Regions from separate parts of the Homo sapiens genome. Here region 2 is linked to region 1. A link is a loop called in an ENCODE intact Hi-C map of the cell type or tissue named here. Cell type or tissue: endothelial cell of umbilical vein. All regions are shown on one strand. Each heading gives the region's core, and the rest is flanking DNA. Links, peaks and the distances in the headings are about the cores only.

Region 1 (6,365 bases), core at 917-4,916:
CTGGGGGGGGTGGGGTTGGTCCCTCGTTGTCCGGTGGCTCAGGGTGTTAGTGGCCTTAGGGCAGGCACACAGTGGCTAGGAGTGTGACAGCCCAGTAGAGGAGGTGCTGCTGGCTCTGGATTGGTTGGTTTGTATTTGAAACACATGTTCACAGTCCAATTGTTTACTGTCTCTAGGAACTGGCTAACCCTGGGAGGAAATGTACTTTCTGGGTCAGCAAGGTCCCAAGATGTCAAAGCAGCAAAAATACATAATAAAAGACATGATTAACATAGTTCTCCACAATAAAATCCAGGCTTTACGTGCAGAAGTCAAGGCAGACTCTGCGCAGCTAGAAACAAAAGATGTCCCCTATAGAAATGCAATTCTAGAGGCTTCTGGCCCCAAGGGAGGACTCTGCTAACTTTGCCCGTATTTATCTTCACACTCCCAGAAGGACCATCTTTCTTTGTCCTGGGGATTTACGGCACCCACACACCTCCTGATTAGTCCCATCTTGGAACTTCTGACGATATGTCCAGGTCCCCTCTGGGCTTCTCTGCCCCAGGTCACTGGGTCTGAGGAGCCGCATCTGCTGCCACCCATTCATTCCTCATCACTGTCAGCAAAAGTGACAGTTGACAGGGATTGCAGTTCTCACTTCTGGCACCAGGCCCTCTTGTTTTTATTTAAAACTGTCCAGAAACTGTGCCTGCTGTCGCCAGGAGCGGGGGCTAATCTGAACAATGTGAGATGTTTGTCTTCAGGCGTTAACAGGACCGTTAGTCACCTTAGAGGGCCGGGCGCTGTACGATGTGAGAGACGTCCGTTCAAGGCAGCTGCCATTTAGACCGTTTCTGCCGAGAGGAGACTGTCAGGCTTTGAGACACTCTGGGCTGTTTAAGGGACTTTGCCCTTTTTGTTCTCAACTCCTTATTGATTGGGATCCTTCCCAAAGGAGCTGGGCATTCATTAGAAGCTGCAGAGTAGAAGACACCTCCTTTCTGGTTTTCTGGTTTAATGGCACCAGAAGTGGGAACTGATTAATCAAGGAGGTTTTGTGCTTGGTCCCGGACTGTGTGCAGGGAGGGAGGGCTCCCTGCGCTACCTTCCTCCAGCAATGCTCTGGTCCTTGGGGCACATTCTTTTCTCTTCTCTAGCAGCTTGTTTTTATCTCTTCTTTCGTTCCAGCATGAGTTTCTGCACACCCATTTAACATTTTTCCCTTTCTGCTCTAGACTGCTTGAGTGGTTTCCCCTGGTGCTGGGCTGATGTTTGGGTTTCTGTGAATAATAATTTTGGGATCATCTTGATCTTTTCGAGTCCACAGAATTTTGGTTTGATACACTAAACTTCCCCTGAGCCCACCTTGCCAAACCCGCTCTTCCTACGGCCATCCCCTGCTCCAAAAGTGGAGCCTCCATCCTCTCAGGTGCTGAGGCCACAAATCTTGGAATTGTTCTTGACCCCTCTCTTTTTCTTTTTTCTTTTCTTTTCCTTCCTTCCTTTCTTCCTCCTCCTCCTCTTCTTATTCTTCCTCTTCCTCTTCTTCCTCTTCCTCTTCTTCTTCTTCCTCTTCCTCTTCTTCTTCTTCTTCCTCTTCACTCTTGCTCTGTTGCCCAGGCTGGTGTGCAGTAGCGTGATCTTGGCTTGCTGCAACCTCTGTCTCACAGGTTCAAGCAATTCTCCTGCCTCAGTCTCCCAAGTAGCTGGGATTACAGGCACCCACCACCATGCCCGGCTAATTTTTTATATTTTTGGTAGAGACAGGGTTTCACCATGTTGGCCAGGCTGGTCTTGAACTCCTGACCTCAGGTGATCCACCCGCCTCGGCCTCCCAAAGTGCTGGGATTACAGGCATGAGCCACTGCTCCTGGCCCCTCTCTTTTTCTTATTCCCACATTCCGTTTGCCATCAACACCCTATGGGCTGTACCTTCAAAACATGCAGAATCTTCCTGCTTCTCATCACTCACCTGGTCCACATACCATCACCTCTCAGCTGAACTGTTAAAGTCACCTCCTCTCTGGTCTCTTGTTCCCAGAGGGAACGTGTTAACACCTCAGGGGTATCTTTTTACGCCTGTGCTGAAAATGCCCCCCTTCTGGCCTGCTGCAATGGCTCATGCCTGTGACTCCCGCTTGAGGCCAGGAGTTTGAGATCAGCCTGTGCAACATAGCGAGACCCCATCTCTACACACACACACACACACACACACACACACACACACACACACACACATGATTACCTAGGCATGGTGGTGCATGCCTGTGGCCTCAGCTGCTCAGGGGGCTGATGCCAGAGGATTGCTTGAGCCTGGGAGTTGGAGGCTGCAGTAATCTCTGAGAATGTCACTGCACTCTGCCTGAAAACAGAGCAAGACCTTGTCTCTAGAAAAAAGTCAAACAGAAAACCACCCTACGCTGGCTCTCATCTCACTCAGGGTAAAAGTCACATTGCCCAGAGGACTCCGATCTGCCCTCTTCCTCTCCAGCCTCACCACCCTGCTTGCCCTGCCCCCACCACCTTATGTCTGTGCCTCCAACACATCAGGCATGGTCCTCCGGGCCTTTGCATGGGCTGTTCCTTCCACTTTGCCCAAATGTCGCTTTCTCAGGGAGGCCTTCCTTCATTACTTAACTTAAATCATGTATTCATTTATTTTATTTTTTATTATTATTAAATTTGAGATGGGGCTCACTGTGTTGGCCAAGTTGGTCTTGAACTCCTGGCCTCAAGCAGTCCTCTGGCCTCGGCCTCCCAAAGTGCTAGGATTACAGGCACGAGCCACTGTGCCAGGTCAACTTAAATAATTTAAAATTAAGACATGCCAATTACAATCGCATCTCCTCTTGGGCTTCCCCGCTTTGTTTCTCTCCATGGCTCCGTCACCATCTGACGTAGTACATGCTTTCCTTGTTTATTTGTGGAATGATTGATTGAATCACTCTGGCAACCATCTTATAGTCTGAATAAGGTTTGGAATATTCGATGACTCTTTAAAAAAAACCCCTGTGTGATGTGTCTGAGTTTTTGAGTATGCCTAGAAGCACATCTAGAATAGGCCCCTCCTTTGTCTCCAGCTCTCGGAGGCAGTAAAAATTCATTTGCCAATTTAGTGGCTAAAGGAATGAGTAACCCGTTCCTCTTCCCTGTGAGTGAAACGTTCCACTTATATTGTGTCTACACATTCTTTGCAAATGTCAGTTGGAATGAATGAATCATGGGCTGAGGGATTGCACCATATGCAGCTGACCCGATGACTGAATCTCGCCTGTATGATGTCACCAGAGTCAGTGATGTGGGAGGGTTCGTAGGCCAGTGGTGACCCCCTCAAATGGGAAAAGTTACTTCATTGGGAGGTGACCTACCCTACTCAGAGGCCATGCTGAACTTGGGCTGTGTGGCACAGGTCAAGGGTGTAACCTTCGGAGACACTTCTGTCTGTCCTTAAGTCACTTCACTTCTCTGAGTTCCCTTGTGTGCAAAGTGAGGCTAGTGTTCATCTCTTCAACACACATTTGTGGAACAATGTGGGCTGGAGATGTGGAGTGAGCCGGGCAGGTGTGACACCTGTTTCCTTGGAGCTCACAGCTGGTGGGAGAAATAGACGAGACTTCGGGAAAGACAGACAACAATTGCACTGTTGGGACCGGCTTGAAGGAAATGAGAAAGGACAGTGGCACAGGGAGGTGGGGACTGGCACCAACAGGACCCTCGAGGGAGACGGGACCTGGCGCAGACATGCGGGTGGGAGTGAGCCCTCTGGGGTCTGGGTGGAGGCAGCCCAGGCAGGTGGAGGCACCGGCAAAGGCAAATGCTCCGAAGTGGGACAGAGCTCTGTGCGTTTGAGGAAGAGGCAGGGCCAGTGTGGCTGGAGTCCGGAAAGGAGAGAGAGGGGACAGGCTAAAGTCAGGGTTAGAGGACGCAGGGCCAGGCCACTGTGAGAAGTGTGGGCTGTGTTCTGCGGACTTCCTGAGGACTGGGCGGCGCGGTGTGTGAAGCCCAGGGGTCCAGCCAAGGACACTCCTTCCTTCCGTTGGGACTGGGCCAGCAGGGCTCAACAGGACACCCCTGCCAGAGCAGGAGGGCCTCCTCGGTGGGCCCTGTGGCTTCCTCAATCCTGCAGACGTTCCTGGGAGAAAACCAGCTTGTGGCAGGGCTGTGCAGGGCTGGGAAACCGGAGAGGGATTTCAGGGTGGGCACAGTGCGGGGCTGGCCAAGTTTGGGTCGCCTTCCAGCTTTGAGCACTTCCTTAACTATTGAACAGTGGCAGCGAGGTGGGTGGGCTCACCGGTGAGCTCCTTCAGCACGGCAGGGATGCATTTCTCAGGTCGGGCCATGTGGAGCATCCCATCTTCCCATGGGACCAACTCTTCTCCTAAGTCAGTCCCCGGAGGGAAGTGAGTGACAGCGCTGACCTCAGCAGTTTCAGAATGGGGGGATTGGCAGGACAGCTACTGTCCATTACCAGGAGGGGGCGCCAGATCACTTTAAAACATTTGTCATTCTGTACACTTGTGCTTTAAAAAGGCACATTCTTTAAAACCATTTTTTTGTTGTTAAACAACTTTAGTCTGTTTTGTTTTATAGCATAATGGCTATGAAGTCTTAGATTTTCTGTACTGGTTTAGTTTTTCCCTTAATGGACATTAAAATAAATACATCCCAACCACCGCAACCATAGCAATTGTTGTGAACTGCGAGCCAGTTCTAACAGCTGCATAAATATTAACTCATTTAATTCACAAGATCAGCTTATGAGGTGAGTACTATTATTATCCCTGCTTTACAGATGAAGAAACTGAGGCAGAGGTTACTGGGCTTGGCCTCGGTCCCTGCTGTGGCAGGTGTCAGAGGTGGGATTGGAACCCAGGCTCTAGAATCAGGGTTCAGCTCTGTTGCCTCTCTAAGGATTGAGGAGCAGAGGGGCTTGTGGTTCCCAGGTGTGTGCAGCCAGCCTTTTCTAAGCTCAGCTGTATGCACCTGGCATCTCTTAGATGCTGTCATGTCTAGAGCCTGGAGCTGGGGCTGGGATTGGGGCAAGGGGCCAGGGATTCTTAGATAAGTAAGACCTGGTAGCCCTCTCTCTGCCGAGGGGCACCGGGTCTGGGGGAAGAAGGTGGATCTCTATCCAGCAGTGTACAGACAGCAGGGAGGTGGGAATTGGAACCAGTCCTTGCTCAGGGCTCTGAATGTGCCAGCAACTTTCAGACAGAGACCCCCCCACCCATCCCCACCCCAGTGTTGCCCCAGCCAGTGACCAGGATGAGCAAGAGCCCCACCCTGACTGTAACCATGGAGCCCCACCCAGCCCCGGAGGCGTCAGCTGCATCATTGCCGCTGCCCTGACAACTGTAAATACTGTCTTTAGTCACATGGGCACTCTGCCTTCAGACAGAAAGAACAACCTTCTTGTCAAATACTGAGGCAAATTTATCTTGGACCCGGGCCACAGTGTTGTGAGGTGGAATGAAAGCTGTCACTTTGTTCCCAGCTCAAATTGTGCTCAGAGCTAAACACCCCTCCTCTCTGGCCTCAGTTTTCCCATCTGTAAAATGAAGGGCTTGAATTGGAAGACCTGTAACTTCTCTCCCAGCTTTGATATTATTATTTTTTGAGTTATCCTCACAAGGGATTCACTTCTCTTTTTCTCAGAGAGGAACCTGAATTATTGATGCTTTCTCGAAATTTGGCTGCCTCAGGCTTGGAGATTTCAGATGCCCCCATCCATCAAAAGTAGACAGGATTATACATTCATGAGGATAGATACTATCAAAGCAACAGAAAATAACAGGTGAGGATGTGGAGGAATTGGAACCCATGTGCATCGCTGGTGGGAATGTAAAATGCGTGGCCGCATAGTGGGTGGGAATGTAAAATGCGTGGCTGCTGTGGAAAACAGCATGGCGGTTCCCCAGCAAATTCAAAGTAAAATTGCCATATGTTCCAGCAAGTCCACTTCTGGGTATATATCAAAATGACTGAAAATAGGATTATGGAGAGATATTTGCACACTCATGTTTACAGAAGTATTATTTGCAGTTTCCAAAAAGTGGAAGCAGCTTTTTGGTATCCATTGACAGATAAATAGATAAACAAAATGTATAATATATGCATAATGGAATATTGTTCAGCCTTAAAAATAAAGGAAATTCTGACACAAGCTACAACATGGATGAACCTGGAGGACATTATGCTAAGTGAAATAATCCAGTCACAGAAGGACAAACACTGAATGATTCCACTTACATAAGGCACCTAGAGTAGTCAAATTCACAGAGATAGAAAGTACAATGGTGGTTGCAGGGATTAGGGAAGTGGGGAGAATTAGCGTTTAATGGATACAGAGTTTCAGTTACACAAGATGAAGAGTCCTGGAGGTG
Region 2 (4,000 bases), core at 1-4,000, 490 kb after region 1:
AGAGAAATGAAAGCATTTGCTCACAGAAGGACTTGAGTAGGAATGTGCATAGTAGCCTTATCCATAAACCTAAGCCCCGGGAACAGACCAAATTTCTATCAATGGTAAATAAACAATTGTTATATTCATGCAATTGAATAGTAGTGCTCAGCAATAATTAGGAATGCATTACTGAATAACACCATAGCAGTGACAGATCTCAAAAATAACATGCTGAGCAAAAACAGCCAGACCCAGAAGGGTACACACTGTATTAATTCCATTCTATAAAGTTCTAGAACAGGGAAGATTAATCAACCGTGATAGAAATCAGAACAGCGCTGCCTCCGTGTGTGGGCTTGAGGAGGCGGCCTTGGCTGAAGGGACATGGGGAACGTTCAAGAGTGAAGAAAGTGCTCTGTCTTGAGTGGTGGTTACGTGGGTATATGCGATTGTCAAAAATCACTGAACACCTACAATCTATGCAATCTACTTTATCTTAATTATACCTCCATAAAAATATATATATATGTCACAAAGAGAGGCAGAGAGGGAAAAGAGCATGTGAAAAAATCCACTTTCTAACCCACACCCCATACCCACTCCCAAGCCCTGCAAAATGAGCAAAGCGAATTTACATTCTGTGCCCTGAGCTGGCAGGGCTTTGTGTGAAATTGCTTTACGTGTTTTCTGAAATACACGGAGCAGAGAGGCCCATCTGCTGGGCAGGGAGAAAGCCATAGTGGCTTGGGCAGAGCTACCTGGAGACATGGCTGGAGAGGTTCTGTTAAGTTCTCACAGGACCAGGTGTGTGCCTGTGGACATCTCCTGTCTCATTGCAGCCTTTTTCTCCCCACTGGGCAGTGTGGAAATACAGCCTGGAGACCGTCACCATGTGCTGAGCCCCGGCAAACATTGCCTGGTTCCGTCTTTATAGGACAGAGACTGACAAGTAAATTGGGCTGTCAGAGCACAAAGGGGGGCACCCCGTACCGTGTGGGGTCAGGGAATGCTTCCTCCTTGAGGAGCCATCTAAACAGGGGCCTTGGATGAGGAGGGGTTAGCCAAGCCACTGAAGGATGGGGAGGGGTGGGCTCCAGATATGCACCTCTCAAAGTCCGCCCCACATCAGAATCACTGGGAGACCTCGGAAAGCCTCCATGCCCAGGCCACATCCTGACAACCAAATCAGAGTCTCCAGGATGGGACCAGGACATCAGTATTTTTTTTTTTTCCTGAAATGGCATCTAACTTTGTCACCCAAGCTGGAGTGCAGTGGTGCAATCTTGGCTCACTGCAGCCTCAACCTCCTGGGTCCAAGCAATCTGCCCACCTCAGGCCCCCAAGTAGCTGAGACTACAGGCATGCACCAGCATGCCTGGCTAATTGTTTTTGTAGAGATGGGTTTTCACCATGTTAGTCAGGCTGGTCTCCAACTCCTGAGCTCAAGCGATCGTCCGGCCTTAGCCTCTCAAAGCACTGAGATTATAGACGTGAGCCACCGAGCTTGGCTGGGCATCAGTATTTTTTAATACAACTCCCGGGTAATTCTAACATACAGTCAAGTTTGAGATGCTCTGGGCAGAGGTGACAGTGTGCAAAAGCCAAAATGTCAGAGAAAGATCCCAATGCATTTGGGAACTGAGGAGCAGACAGGAAGGGAAGCCAACAAATGCAGTTGAGGAAGTGTAGTGGGTTACACATAGTACCCCCTACCCGACTCCTCCTCCCTGCAAACTTCACATCCACCCACAACCTCAGAACGTACCTTATTTGGAACCAGGGTCTTCACATATATAATTAAGGTAAGAATGGAGATGAGATCACCCTGGATTAGGTCTAAACCCAATAAGTGCATCCTCGTAAGCAACAGAAAAAGATACACACAGAGACCCAGAGAAGGCCATGTGCAGACAGAGGCAGAGACTGGAGCAATGCAGCCACAAGCCAAGGAAGGCCAGGGAGACCAGCAGGCACCAAAAGCTGGCGGGGATGGCACCGGCGGTTTCTCCCCTGAGTCTCCAGCAGGAACCAACCCTGCTGACACCTTGATTTCAGACTTCTGGCCTCCAGAACAGTGAGAGAACACATTTCTGTTGTTTCAAGCCACCTGGTTTGCAGTAATTGATTATGACAGCCTAGGAAACTAACATAAGAGGGAAGCAGGCGCCAGCTCTACCCCTGCAGGGAAAGTGGAGTTGAAGCTGACAACACCGAGGAGGCTGGGCTCAGGCGGGAATGAGGCTGAGCAGGAGGAGAGGGGAACTGCTCCGTGCCAAGTGGAGAAGGGAGGGCAGGCCCTTGCAGCTGCTGTCTATCATGGGTAGGCTTGTTGTTGGGGAAGACGGGGGTGATCCCTCTGACCTCTTCCATACTCCAGAGAAGTGGGAGGTGGGGTTATCTACATGGAGTGGGAAGGGGTGGGGGCAGCATTCAGAGGCTGGGAGACTGGAGAAGGGTCAGGTCAGTCTTCCTGAGAATAAGGAAAGGAGCAGTCGGGGAAGCTGGAAGGATCTCCTCGGCAATGCTGAAGCCCTAGTGGAAACAGAAGACTGGAAACACAAGAGTGCCAGTCTGTGCAAAAGTGAGATTGCAGCTCTGACCAGCTGGCATGCAAATAAACATAAGGCACCTGCACTCCTAGGAAATCACTCCACCTTCCAAAGAGCTGCCTCTGGTAGTTTGTTCATGTTGTTTCTGCTAGCATCGAAGAACTTACCCTTGATCCCTAAGACAGTACATAAAAGGCATCTCCAAAGTAAATAAATTAGCCTTGCAAATAAGTACTAGCCCACGAAGTGTTTTTCTCACCAACTCACTCTCCCTGTCATTGGAGACTCTGGCTTAGTCAGTATACACTGTCTAAGGGTATACTGTCATTAGTAACAATGTATTTTACAATACTCTGCCAGCGCGTGTTACGGACTAATTGCTAACATGTATTTACTGACTACCTCCCTGTGGATTATACAGTAAGTAGTCAATACATATTTATGGACCTACTAGGCACTGGTCTAGGGAAACAGAACAAAGAAGTAAATAAAAATGACAGAAAATTATTAGTGAGAACTAGAGTGGCCAACTGGTAGCTCAGCTTGGTATTGCAAGAGAGGGTGGGTTATGGGAACCAAAAGAAGAAAGGATTTCATAGAACCAGAAAGTTGAAGACTGGCTTTCCTACCTACCAAGTAAAAACAGGTGAATCACCTTACCAAGAAGTCTCAGTTTCCTTCTCTGTCAAAAGAAGGCAGGTGAATCAGGCAAATGCCTTTTTAAAAAGAAAAGAAAACAATTTTCAATGTTCAAACAGCTTTCTAACACCCTGAAGATCTTGCTGGAGGTACATGTGGTTAAGCGATGATCCTCAAAGTCTTAGATCGACATAAGATAAGTTGCCTTGAGAAACCCAAAGAGAGGGAGGATCAGGGGCTCCTGTCCCCACCTTGCTACAAACCCCAGTCCCATCCTGGAACATGAGTCATTTGCCAGAAAGGGGAGACCTTATCTGCTCACAATCCCCCAAATCGCTGCAAGTTTCCTTCCAAAAACATCTTGAGAGGTTCAAAACCAAGACCTTGGTGGGGCAGCCACCATGACCAGCATTTGATGGACAGGAGTGGGGTCTACTGAGCTGAGCAGGAGAATTCCAATATTTCTAGTAATGGGGTTTTCAACATGTTTTCCCTTGGTATCTACTATTGGGTCTTTCTCTTCTAAGATCAGAATACAAGCTCACCACCAATTCAGACTGATCCACGTCTTGACTCAAAAGGCTGAAAGAAATTAGAGTGACTCTTCATTCATTTCCAAAGACCAACCAAGACCAAGTTCTGGCTGCTCTCCCAAAGAAAGGACCATCCTCTCTCCTTCCTGACTTTTCACCATGAAGGCTAGGCTTTCCCAACCTCTTCTGCAGAAAATACGCTTTCCCTTTGCATGTTAGTCTTCAGACTATCTCTGATTAACAGAAGCTATCTGCAGATATTTTCTGACCGCAGAGCATTTTGATTTTTCTACTATT

Evidence for each region. A loop is a pair of places that touch in the nucleus more often than their neighbours do. Peaks named below come from ENCODE experiments on the same cell type or tissue, not always from the same donor. Only the 100,000 strongest peaks of a DNase experiment are listed, where the experiment ranks them.
Region 2: a loop joins it to region 1, with 5 times the contacts of the local background. A loop is called at or near these places in 1 of 110 quality-filtered maps.

The regions. Positions count from the first base shown.
Region 1 is chr20:50,977,191-50,983,555 of GRCh38, forward strand. No RefSeq gene overlaps it. Among named protein-coding and RNA genes, the nearest start is that of MOCS3, 22 kb to the left of the region's middle. In endothelial cell of umbilical vein, for the core only: a CTCF peak has its summit at 4,456 (motif pointing right); DNase peaks (open chromatin) are centred at 3,171 and 4,471; H3K27me3 peaks cover 174 bases.
Region 2 is chr20:51,467,825-51,471,824 of GRCh38, forward strand. All of the region lies in intron 5 of NFATC2 (nuclear factor of activated T cells 2), which reads right to left. Among named protein-coding and RNA genes, the nearest start is that of MIR3194, 17 kb to the left of the region's middle. In endothelial cell of umbilical vein, for the core only: no CTCF peak of the experiment used is centred there; a DNase peak (open chromatin) is centred at 2,467.